Linked DNA regions of Homo sapiens: regions 1, 3 and 4 are each linked to region 2. A link is a loop called in an ENCODE intact Hi-C map of the cell type or tissue named here. Cell type or tissue: chondrocyte. All regions are shown on one strand. Region 1 has its middle 1.7 Mb from the start of GRIK2. Region 2 holds the start of GRIK2 (glutamate ionotropic receptor kainate type subunit 2). Region 3 overlaps GRIK2 (glutamate ionotropic receptor kainate type subunit 2). Region 4 overlaps GRIK2 (glutamate ionotropic receptor kainate type subunit 2).

Region 1 (2,500 bases), 1.7 Mb before region 2:
TATTTAGCTTGTCCAGTGTACTCAAAAAATAGAATACAAAATGTATTTCCTAAGACACTTGCTCTTTCTAACATTTTGGTAGCCACCAGGCTCTTAGAGGTGTGCTGTAATCCTCACTAGAGCAGCATTTCCCACCAATAGATATTTATAAAATGTTTTTACTCCAAGGACACTGGGGCCTTGAGTTACTGACCTTTGTCCCAATGCAGAATCAAAAGTGTTTCCATACCATTGTCTCCTTGACTCATCTCAATTATAACAAAACAAAATAAACCTTTAAGACAGAAATGCACTTAGGATAGCTGATTTACTATTGTTCTGAGCTAACAAAAGTCTTTCTTTCTAGCACATTTCAGATGTGATAATAACAGAATAAATCTTCTGAAAACAAACAAATCTCTTTGGGAGCCAGAGAAAAGCTCTTAAAAGAGTCATTTTGAGGTACCCAATTTCCTCTCTTCCATATTTGGATGTTCAGATATGTTTTGTAGAGAAAGACACTTAAAAGACTAGCTGTCAGACACCTTGTCTCCTTTTTGGGACAGTTTTGTAAAAAACAAACCACTTAAATGTATTGCCTAGTAGCTCATTTTATATTATCTATCTTTCCCATTCCTTCTAAGATGCCAAATGTGTTCTAATGGTCTCATATTTAGGCGAACATTTATACATAATGAAAGGAAATGATTTTGAAAAAAAAACATAATACAGTGTTTACCTCATAAAACTCTCAGAGAAAGAGACAAATATGTTTATCTCCATTCTGCCTTCTCATTTGTATTGAATTTGTAGTTTACCCATCCACACTTCCACACCATAACATCACCACTGCTCTGTGGACAACAAGCTTTTTGTGGTGAAAACCAAACTGCTCTTCTCCTGTCTGACCTTTTCCCTACCCCACTGCCACTCATACAACACAGACTGTATTCAAATGCTTCCTTGTCCCAGACAGGTCTCTGGAGAAGCTTGGTTGTCCTGAACCATCAATGGGCATGAAATCTTTAGTTTGCCCTATTTTAAGGACCAGGAAAAATGTGGCTTCACAATAGTAAACGTTTTGGGCAGTAAACTCACCATACTCCAACCAAACACCAACAGTAAAATGGCACCCCACCCCTGCATCTGCCCCTCCCCTGATGCCCTCAGTGGTTTCAGCAAGGCCTAGCAAGGAATTCGTCTTCAAACCTGCTCCTGGACTGTGAAAACAGGAGGCAGCGTTCCAATCACACCAATGTCTGGTGCTGGCTGGACTTTGCAGTGAGCCAATTTTCCATCCTACAGACAAAAGGGGCAGCAGGTGGCGCTCTAATTCTTCCCCCAAGATGGTGTGAACCGAGTCCAGGAGCCAGCTGAAGCCCCACCGCCACTCAACAGCCATGAGACTTAATGAGGGAGGCAAAGCAGGGTTAGTTACCACTCTACTTCACTCCCAGCACCCGTTCCTATCATTAGAATCAGAAGGAAACAGAGTCTCCACACCTATACGGCATCCAGGAGGGAACAACGTAGAAGGCGGAACTGATTGGCACTGTCAGCTTCTCCTTTCCCTGTCCCTAGTGTCTGCCAGGCCTAACTGGAAGCTGAGCCAGATTGAAGTGGTATAACATTTTCAATTACTGAAAGAAAAGACAAGCCAACCATAAACTCTGTATCAGGTGAAATCTATCAATAACTAAAGGGAAACAGATAGGCTTAAAGGAAAACAGTTTGTTGCTAGCAAACTGTTAAAAGGGAAACTGAGGCATAGTAATGTTTTAAAGTTTATGTGAGTAAACAATAACTCATGAACTGGAAACCTCCAAACCAAAAGTTTGGGAGCTCCACTGAGGAAATGCAAAGGGAAGGCTTTTATAGGATGAACATACAAGTCAAGAAAAGAAACTATTTGATTAGTTACGGTTATACAGTTGTCTTATTTGGCCTATGCTGTTGGAAAATCCCTTGTTGTCTAATTATGTTTGTTGGCTGCTTCAGATTGTTTAAGCTTAAGTTCTGTTTTTCTTTAATATAGGTATTTACAAGAAATAACTTGCAAATCAAGCAAGGTTAAAGTCACTTGCGTGACCTAATTGGCTTTGCCTTCTCAGGGATTCTTCAGATCTGGTCTTCATTGGAACTTTTTTTAAAGCTTTTAAGTTCAGGGGTACATGTGCAAGTTTGTTGCATAGGTAAACTTGTCTCATGGGGGTTTGTTGTACAGATTATTTCATCATTCATGGTAAGCCTGGTACCCATTAGTTATTTTTCCTGATCCGCTCCCTTCTCCCTTTCCCTCCCCCTACCCTCCATCCTTTGATAGGCCCCAGTGTGTGTTGTTCCCCTCTATGGGTCCTTGTGTTCTCATTATTTAGCTCTCACATACAAGTGAAAACTTGCCATATTTGGTTTTCTGTTCCTGCGTTAACTTACTTTAACGTAGCTTGTCTTGAAGAATAGGTGAAAGATTTCTCTTAACAGAGAGGAAATGATAGAAGAAGGCTTGGAACTTCAGAAAAGA
Region 2 (2,500 bases):
ACTCTATAAAGTTAGAAAGTAATGAACTAAGACAAATCAAGATTGAAATACAATTGCATTTATTTCAGTAACTAAACTGACTAATTAAGACTCAAATGAACCAATCATCTCTCGTGAAATGAAAATAATCATCAATCCATAAGATAATTTCTGATGACAGAATACTTACAGTATGGAGATGAATAAACGATAGAAGATAATCTGTGCATTACCAAAAGGCTACTAATAGTAAGTTTTCTAATATTCCCCATTGCCTAAATTGGAAATTATTCTCTAAGGAGCCTCAGCTCGGTCGTGTTGTTTGGTAAAGAAACTCTATCTCCTTAAAGGTAAAAATATCAGAGGATGTGGTTCGTTAAAAGTTCTTGAGGTTTATGATCCACCCTGGTAACACTGCCCACTCCTTACCCTAATGGGACGCCCTCCAAGTTTTTTCAGAAGCTCTTAATACGGGTGCCGGTTAAAATAAATATACTTCCTCAGCGCAGAACTAAGGAGTAGGGTTAATGGAAGGATGGGTGGGCAGAAGGAGGGATGGGGAGTTCGTCAGACCCGCCGGCAGCCACACAGCTTCTTGCCATCTGTCTCATTCTCTTCGCCTCGCGTGAGTCCCCGTAGCTGAGGCCACTTCCTGACACGTCCACTTCTTAAATCATTTTATGTGGAGAACATAGGCGACTGCAGCCAACAGAGCCACTTGCATGCTTGACGGGAATTGGCTGAGATAAGCCCGACAAAGACTCGCAGTGAATCCGTCCAGCGGGCGCCCCGAGCGCACGGACGTCCGCAGCGCTACTGTTCGCCTTCTTCCTTCTCTCCAGGTGGAAAATGCCCCTCGCCCACCCGCAGTCCCTCCCGTCCTCTTGAAAACAAACACCTCGTGAAGGAGCCCGGAGTGCAGCCCACAGCCGGGGAGTCCTTACCTGGAGCTAGGGGTGAGGTGGGCGGGGAGGGGGTGGGGTGGTCCTCGGGGAGGAGCAGCCGGAGGAGGTCGGGCGGAAAAGTCCCCAGCTACCAGACCGACCAGCGCAGCCGCCGGCGCCGAGCGCGAGTGACGGCAGCGGCGAAGACGGTGACCGAGGAGCAGCAGCGGCGGCGGCGGCGGCAGAGACAGACACGCCTCCTGGCGGGGGTTCCTCGCCTCTTGCTTTAAAGGCGCCGCGCTCCTTTCCCCGTGGCCCCTGCACGCTCCTGGCCGCCGCGGCCACTCGGGGGCATCTCCCACCCCTGGACCACAGGAGCTAGAGCGAGAGAATTCCTGGTGTCCCTAGACTTGGATGTTACGAAGCCTCCGGCTGGACTTCGCTCCCTTAGCGCACACCCGCCTCCTGGGATGGGGAGACTAAGGCCAAGATGCTCTGTCAGGGAGTGAGTGATGCATGCAAAGCGCCGAGGAATTTGCCTAGCCTTGGGTGGTGACAACACATATAAGGAGCCCAAACACATTTGCTTCTGGGTGATGGCTTTTATGCCTCTCCGAAACCATAGCAACGAAACTTCTCCACTGCCAGGGCTTGGAGGGCTGCTGGTAGTCTCCAAAGTGGACCTCTTAGTCCAACTACGGTCATTTCCCTGAGGTTCGCAAAAAAAGATCTTGATCTGCGCACCCTCCCACCCCGACCTCCAGCGCATAGAGCAAATGCGCTCTGGTAGCGCTGCTGCGGGTATTCCCTCAGATGCTGGGAGTCACAGTGCCCTGCTCCCTGCCACCATTATTGAGAACAGATGCTTGGAAATTGACTTTTCCTGAGTGTTAGGAGGTCGGGCGGGCTGTCTCTGTGTATGTATGGCGCCTTAAATAGCAGACTCCCCTCTCCCCACCAAACTCCCGCCCAGGCCCCGGAACTCTCAACCTAAACACATTTCAGAAAGAAGTTGGATTCGAGATCTAGTGGGCGCCGAACCTGAGGTCGCAGACTCCAAGATTGGAGACAGGAGTCTGGGAAGCAGCCCTGGTTTGGCGGCCACTGGTCCAAGTTCTCGGGAGGACTCTTTTAAAGGCCAGAGATGGGGAGGGGCAACTGAGTCCCAGAGTCTTCCCGCAGCTTGGCTTCCAGGGAGGGGCTGGCGGCGGTGAGCGCACCAGGCTCTCCCTGCTTCACTGTGGAAACGATTAGCTTTTGCAAACAATCCCTGAGTTCCGCTCCTCTGGGTCGGAAAAGTCAACATCTATTCAAAACCGTTGCTATTTTATCCTCAGCCCTACAATATTAACTGGAGCTGAGTTTAGCAGTTTCCCCCAGAGGAAGTTGGCCAGCTCAGATTCGCGAGGAGATTTAAGTGAGGCTAAGCGGGAACAGGCCAGGCGCACTGGGCTCAAGAGACCATTTCAAACGGGCTGCATAAAGAAGGGGCCAGGGGGGATTCCACGGCTCTGCAGTCCCCTAGCAGTTCCAGTCCCTGGTGGTTCTCCACTATCTATCTAATTCCGAGGTCCGGGAATTAGAGAGGCTCTGAGTCCCCAGGGACCCGTTGTCTGAGCTGGAGACCAGAACTTGCC
Region 3 (2,500 bases), 330 kb before region 2:
TATCTGAGTTACGAGTTTATTATTAAAACAGAACTAGAAGCAATTCATGAAGACATTATATATTAAGTTCTCTTTAAGCGTTTTAAAATGCACCAGTTAGATTATCAATTCATTTTAGTACCTTTCATTAGCTTCTGGAAAATCACTGCTATAATCTTCTGAATCAACAGACACTATCTTTGCACTAGCAAGTCTTGATTTTCTATTAAACATAGAGGCTAAGCAAGCACAACCACTTTTAATGAGGATTATATCTTTTCTCTGGACACTGTTTGCATAAAGCGTTATCCAACATAGGAAGATTATTCTTCAAATCTCCTATAAAGAGAAAATTACAATTACCTAAGACCTATCTTAGCACTGTTATATATATAAGTGCAGTTTTTAATCTTTATGAGGTTTTAAAAGTCCTGAAAAGTCAATGGCTGTATTTAAAATTAATTGTTTGACTTTAAGATTTAGATATTTTTATTAATTAAATTTATAGAAAAAAATTGTTATAAACTAATCTCAATGAAAACTTTATGCAATCATCATGTAATTTACATTATGAAAAGCAAAAGAAAAATTCCCTTCTTTAAGGATGTATGGAATAAATATTCATTTTCCTTGTTGGGTCAAACATTCAGGTGAACACAATATGTCATTTGAAAAACATCAGAGTTAACGACAGTCTTTGGACTGTCAGTGACCAGTACAAAATGATACTCTCTTGAATTCTGTCCAGAAACCTGGAAGCCTACAGATATTGAAGATTAAAATTGTACACTTAATCTTAGCATAGCTAAGGTAAACATGTATTTAAGTCAAAACTAATCAGTGAGCCATTCTTATGGTGATGCTACCTGTAACATAAAAATATTACATCTTTTCTGAGATGATTTACTCAAGAACATAAAAGAAAAATGTCTTCTATACAAAAAACAGTGAAAAATACTAAATCAATGTGTCTATTGTCCCACAGATATACAAGGCAAATACAGATGGTTAAATTATCGTTTCCTGAGAAATTTCCTAAACATTTGAATAATATCTTCTTCTACTATAAGACAATGTGAATTCAGATTCAGTGGAGGTAGTTTAGAGAAGATACTTCAGAAATTACAATAGAGAGGACTCTATAATTAACATTTTTGGAATCCCACAGAACTAAGATCACATAGCCTTCAAAATATATCGCAATCAATTACTAAAATGTTTTCCCAATGGTGTTGCTCTTGGGAAATCCAACTTTTTGGTAAAAGGTACAAGAACTAGGGAAAGAAATCAATAGCTGCAAAAGTTCACTTTGAAGGAACAGATTTGCTGAGTATAAGGGCAGCCACTTAATATATGAATGATTATTACCCGTGTAAAGCCATAAGCCCGGATCACTGTGGCAAAGTAACTAGTAGATTTATTGAATTCACAAAGTAAAAGAAAATAAAACTTTTATGAGAGTTTAATGTTGGAGGCAATGGGAACATAGCAGACACACTAACTTACAGAGAGCAATAAAGTGAAAAAGAGACAGAAAAGGCAGGTTCAGGTCACAGGAGTCCTTCAGTGAGATACCCATGGGGTAAGGAAATGTTAAACAGAGTGGAGAGAAGATGGAAAATGCTCATCATTTCAGCCCTCAAACCTCCTATTTCTCAGAACTCTTAGATTTTTCAGGCATATCACTTATTCTGTCACTGAATTAGGTGTTGTCTTAATCATTTAAAGTATTTATTCTCTCCCCAACCAGATACCAATTTCTAAATATTGGAATTGTGTCTGGACCATCTTTCATTAATGCCTCCTCACCTACCCAAATGCTCTTATGCACAGTTGATGAATCCCATAAATCTATTTTAAATAGTGAATAAAGACTGTACATAGGTGTCTATCAATAGTGGATGGAGTAAACAAAATGTGTTACATGTACACCATGGAATCCTAGATAGCCATGAAAAAGGACAAAATCATGTCCTTTGGAGCAACAGGATGCAGCTAGAGGTCATTATCCTAAGCAAATTTACTCAAAAACAGAAAACCGAGTACCACATGTTCTCACTTATAAGTGGGAGTTAAGCATTGGGTACACGTGGGCATAAAAATGGGCACGATCGATACAGGAAACTACCAGAAGGGGAAGAGAGGGAGGGACACAAGGGCTGAAAAACTACCTATTGGATACTATGTTTACTATCTGGGTGATGGGATAACGTAAACTCCACACCTTAGCATCACACAATATTCCCATATAACAAACCTGTCCATGTACCCCCTGAATCTAAAATAAAAGTTAAATTTTTTTTTTTATAAAGACTATACCTAAGGCAAGGGTGGACATATAACTTATCATTCAAACTGAGGTATTTTGAAAAGTGAAAGAGGGTATTATTAACTACTACCCTATGACAACCAGAAATGTCCAGGGCAAAACAGAACATATGATCTTCAACCTAAGATAAATATGGCTAGTCTACAACTTTCTTGAGAGAAGAGAAATTTCATAGAGTACATAAAATATACC
Region 4 (2,500 bases), 250 kb before region 2:
AATGCATGCTAAGTGTTTAGACTGTTACTGGCATGCAGCGAGCTTTCAATAGCTGTTGTTGTCATGATGATTATTATGTTTACCTCTCATGTTTTATATCTCTTTCTTGTCTCTCTTCTCTGTGCTCATAGTAATGAGGTAATTTCCTCTCCAAACTCTGTTCATCTCTCCTTTCCTCTCCTTTCCATCTATTCCTGTTTGAGGGATGAACATTTCAAGATGATGCTAGCAGAGACAGAAATGTGGCAGTTTTAATTTCTCTATCAGGCGGGAGATTTAATGTATTCCACTGACAAAGAATCTCAAAAGTAATGCCCAATTGCCTGTGGTGATATCTTTTGCAAATTTTGAAATGTAGAGGAAGAATATTTACAGAAATATTGCTGTTGTAATATAAAGCAATTTAATATGTTATTCTTACTTTTTTGGCTTTTGTTTTCAATTTTATTCTAATTAAAGTAAACTAAAATATATGTACTTAAAGTGTAAAATTTGATTAACTTTGACATTATGATATAATTACCATAGTCAAGATAATACATATTTTCATAACTAAGGGTTTTTCCTGCCCTTTGTAATTATGCTTACTTTTTACCTTATCTGAAGTCCAGGAAGTAAGAATTTACTAAATTCAGCAACATATGTAAATCTTGTCCTGGCTAAACTAGATGCACAGCATTATAATTAGATCATCAAGAAGATACAAAAACTTTCTCTTTTAAAATCCAAGTAGGGGATGTAGTTGTGTCAGAATATAGTTATTGGACTCTGAACTGTATAGTATTTATCTATTAGTTCACTCCCCAAATGTGCATTAAGCATCTACTACAAGCCATGCCCTGATCCAGGAGGTGAGGACACAGTTCTAAAGAAAACGCATTCTCTGCCCTTGTGGAACAGCTTACTGGGGAGAGAAAAGTAAGCTTACTGGGGAGAGAAAAGTCTTATGAGAAGAATGGGCAGTCACAGTTTACACATCTTAATGTAATGCAAAAAGAAATGGCAGAAATATAAAATGTTGTCCAAAGCACTAGGTGGCGATAGAATTTATCACCAAAAATGTATAAATATCATATATGCATAATAAGCCTTCAAAAATAAAGATAAATTTTTATTATTAACTGTAGTGTTAGTCAGTAAAGAGCAGAAAGGATACTAACATTCAACATAAATGTGCACTGATGCATCTTAAAATATTCTATTACCATTAAAATTCTTAGAAGGATAAGGACTAATCAAGAGCAATAAAGTTCAAGCTTTTTTACATAATGCTGCAATAAAAACCCATCAACTTGTAAAATCAGATCTATAAAAGAAAATTTTCAACTAATTGAACAAGTTCATTTATTTTTAAAGAAAATGACAAATGGCATACACTTGCTTAAGGGAGATGGAGAATTATTACATTATGCTTTAGTTTTGTTGAACAAAAATGGTTTATATTTTGAAGGTATCAAGTATTTTAAAATTTTGATAAGCAAACCTTTAGAAAGACAAACGGCCTCTCCCATCTTTATTGTTTAACGTACTATGTGCCACTTATTTTATATACCTTGTCTCATATGAGATTCAAAACAACCTTGTTATGTATTGTAGTTTCCCACTTAAGAGAAAAATTGATGATGGCTAGTTATAACACAATAGCTACTGACAGGGAAGCTAATCTCCTGAGAGAGAGAGCAACAGCATATACCTTTAGCAGAGTAAACATCTGTCACAATTAAGTAAATAATTGACATGATGAATTAAGCTTCTTTGTAACACTATAGTTTAAGAGGTAAATATAAAAATAGTTACAATGACTCATTTGGGTAAGATTATGGTTGATTTTAGTTTTTTTTTTTTTCTTCTTATTCTGTTATCAAGGCTTTCTACAGCCATTATTATGTCTTACTTGTTGTACAGTCAGGATAGGGTAAGTTATGTTTACATGTCTCAGGGGCTAAACAACAGGCAAGTTTATTGCCGTTCCTATTGTTTGTCTAGCATGGATTGGTAGGGTGGCTTTGCACCTTACAGTTACTCCAGTACCTCCATCAAGAATCATGTTCTCATCATTACTATAGCATGGAGAAGAAAATGTGACAAACTGATAACTGACTTTTGAAACAGTCACCAAGAAATATTTCAGTACTTTGCTCACATTTCACTGGCAAAAGAAAATCACATGGCTTTGCCTAACCTCAAAGAGGGTGAGAAAATGCAATTCTGTTCTATGCCTGAGACCAGAGCTAGATATATTTGGTAAATAGCACCAATAACTACAAAACTTAATAACCTTTTAATGTTCTAAATACATTATATGAATTAAAAATTCCATACTCAAAAATTCATTATATCACTTTTTCCTAAAAAGTTAATTGATTCTTGGTAAGCAGCATTATGAGGCCTAAATCAAGACTGTTCTTTGGAACCTATTTATGCCTCCAACCTGTCCAGTGATATTTAATAATTTCAAATTCCAGCCACAGCCTCTTCTACAGGGCTGCTGGTGACTAAC

Evidence for each region. Peaks named below come from ENCODE experiments on the same cell type or tissue, not always from the same donor. Only the 100,000 strongest peaks of a DNase experiment are listed, where the experiment ranks them.
Region 1: a loop joins it to region 2, with 8 times the contacts of the local background. A loop is called at or near these places in 5 of 110 quality-filtered maps.
Region 3: it touches region 2 in a loop (2.2-fold over the local background); 2 of 110 quality-filtered maps call a loop at or near these places.
Region 4: it touches region 2 in a loop (2.0-fold over the local background); 8 of 110 quality-filtered maps call a loop at or near these places.

What each region holds. Positions count from the first base shown.
Region 1 is chr6:103,122,006-103,124,505 of GRCh38, reverse strand. No RefSeq gene overlaps it. Among named protein-coding and RNA genes, the nearest start is that of GRIK2, 1.7 Mb to the right of the region's middle. In chondrocyte, CTCF peaks have their summits at 1,114 and 1,313 (motif pointing right); a DNase peak (open chromatin) is centred at 1,365.
Region 2 is chr6:101,392,261-101,394,760 of GRCh38, reverse strand. It overlaps GRIK2 (glutamate ionotropic receptor kainate type subunit 2), which reads right to left and starts at 1,053. Exons shown (of 17, transcript NM_021956.5): 1 at 924-1,053. In chondrocyte, CTCF peaks have their summits at 948 and 1,147; DNase peaks (open chromatin) are centred at 1,130 and 1,200.
Region 3 is chr6:101,723,968-101,726,467 of GRCh38, reverse strand. All of the region lies in intron 7 of GRIK2 (glutamate ionotropic receptor kainate type subunit 2), which reads right to left. Among named protein-coding and RNA genes, the nearest start is that of GRIK2, 330 kb to the right of the region's middle. In chondrocyte, no CTCF peak of the experiment used is centred here; no DNase peak of the experiment used is centred here.
Region 4 is chr6:101,644,510-101,647,009 of GRCh38, reverse strand. All of the region lies in intron 4 of GRIK2 (glutamate ionotropic receptor kainate type subunit 2), which reads right to left. Among named protein-coding and RNA genes, the nearest start is that of GRIK2, 250 kb to the right of the region's middle. In chondrocyte, CTCF peaks have their summits at 849 and 1,049 (motif pointing right); no DNase peak of the experiment used is centred here.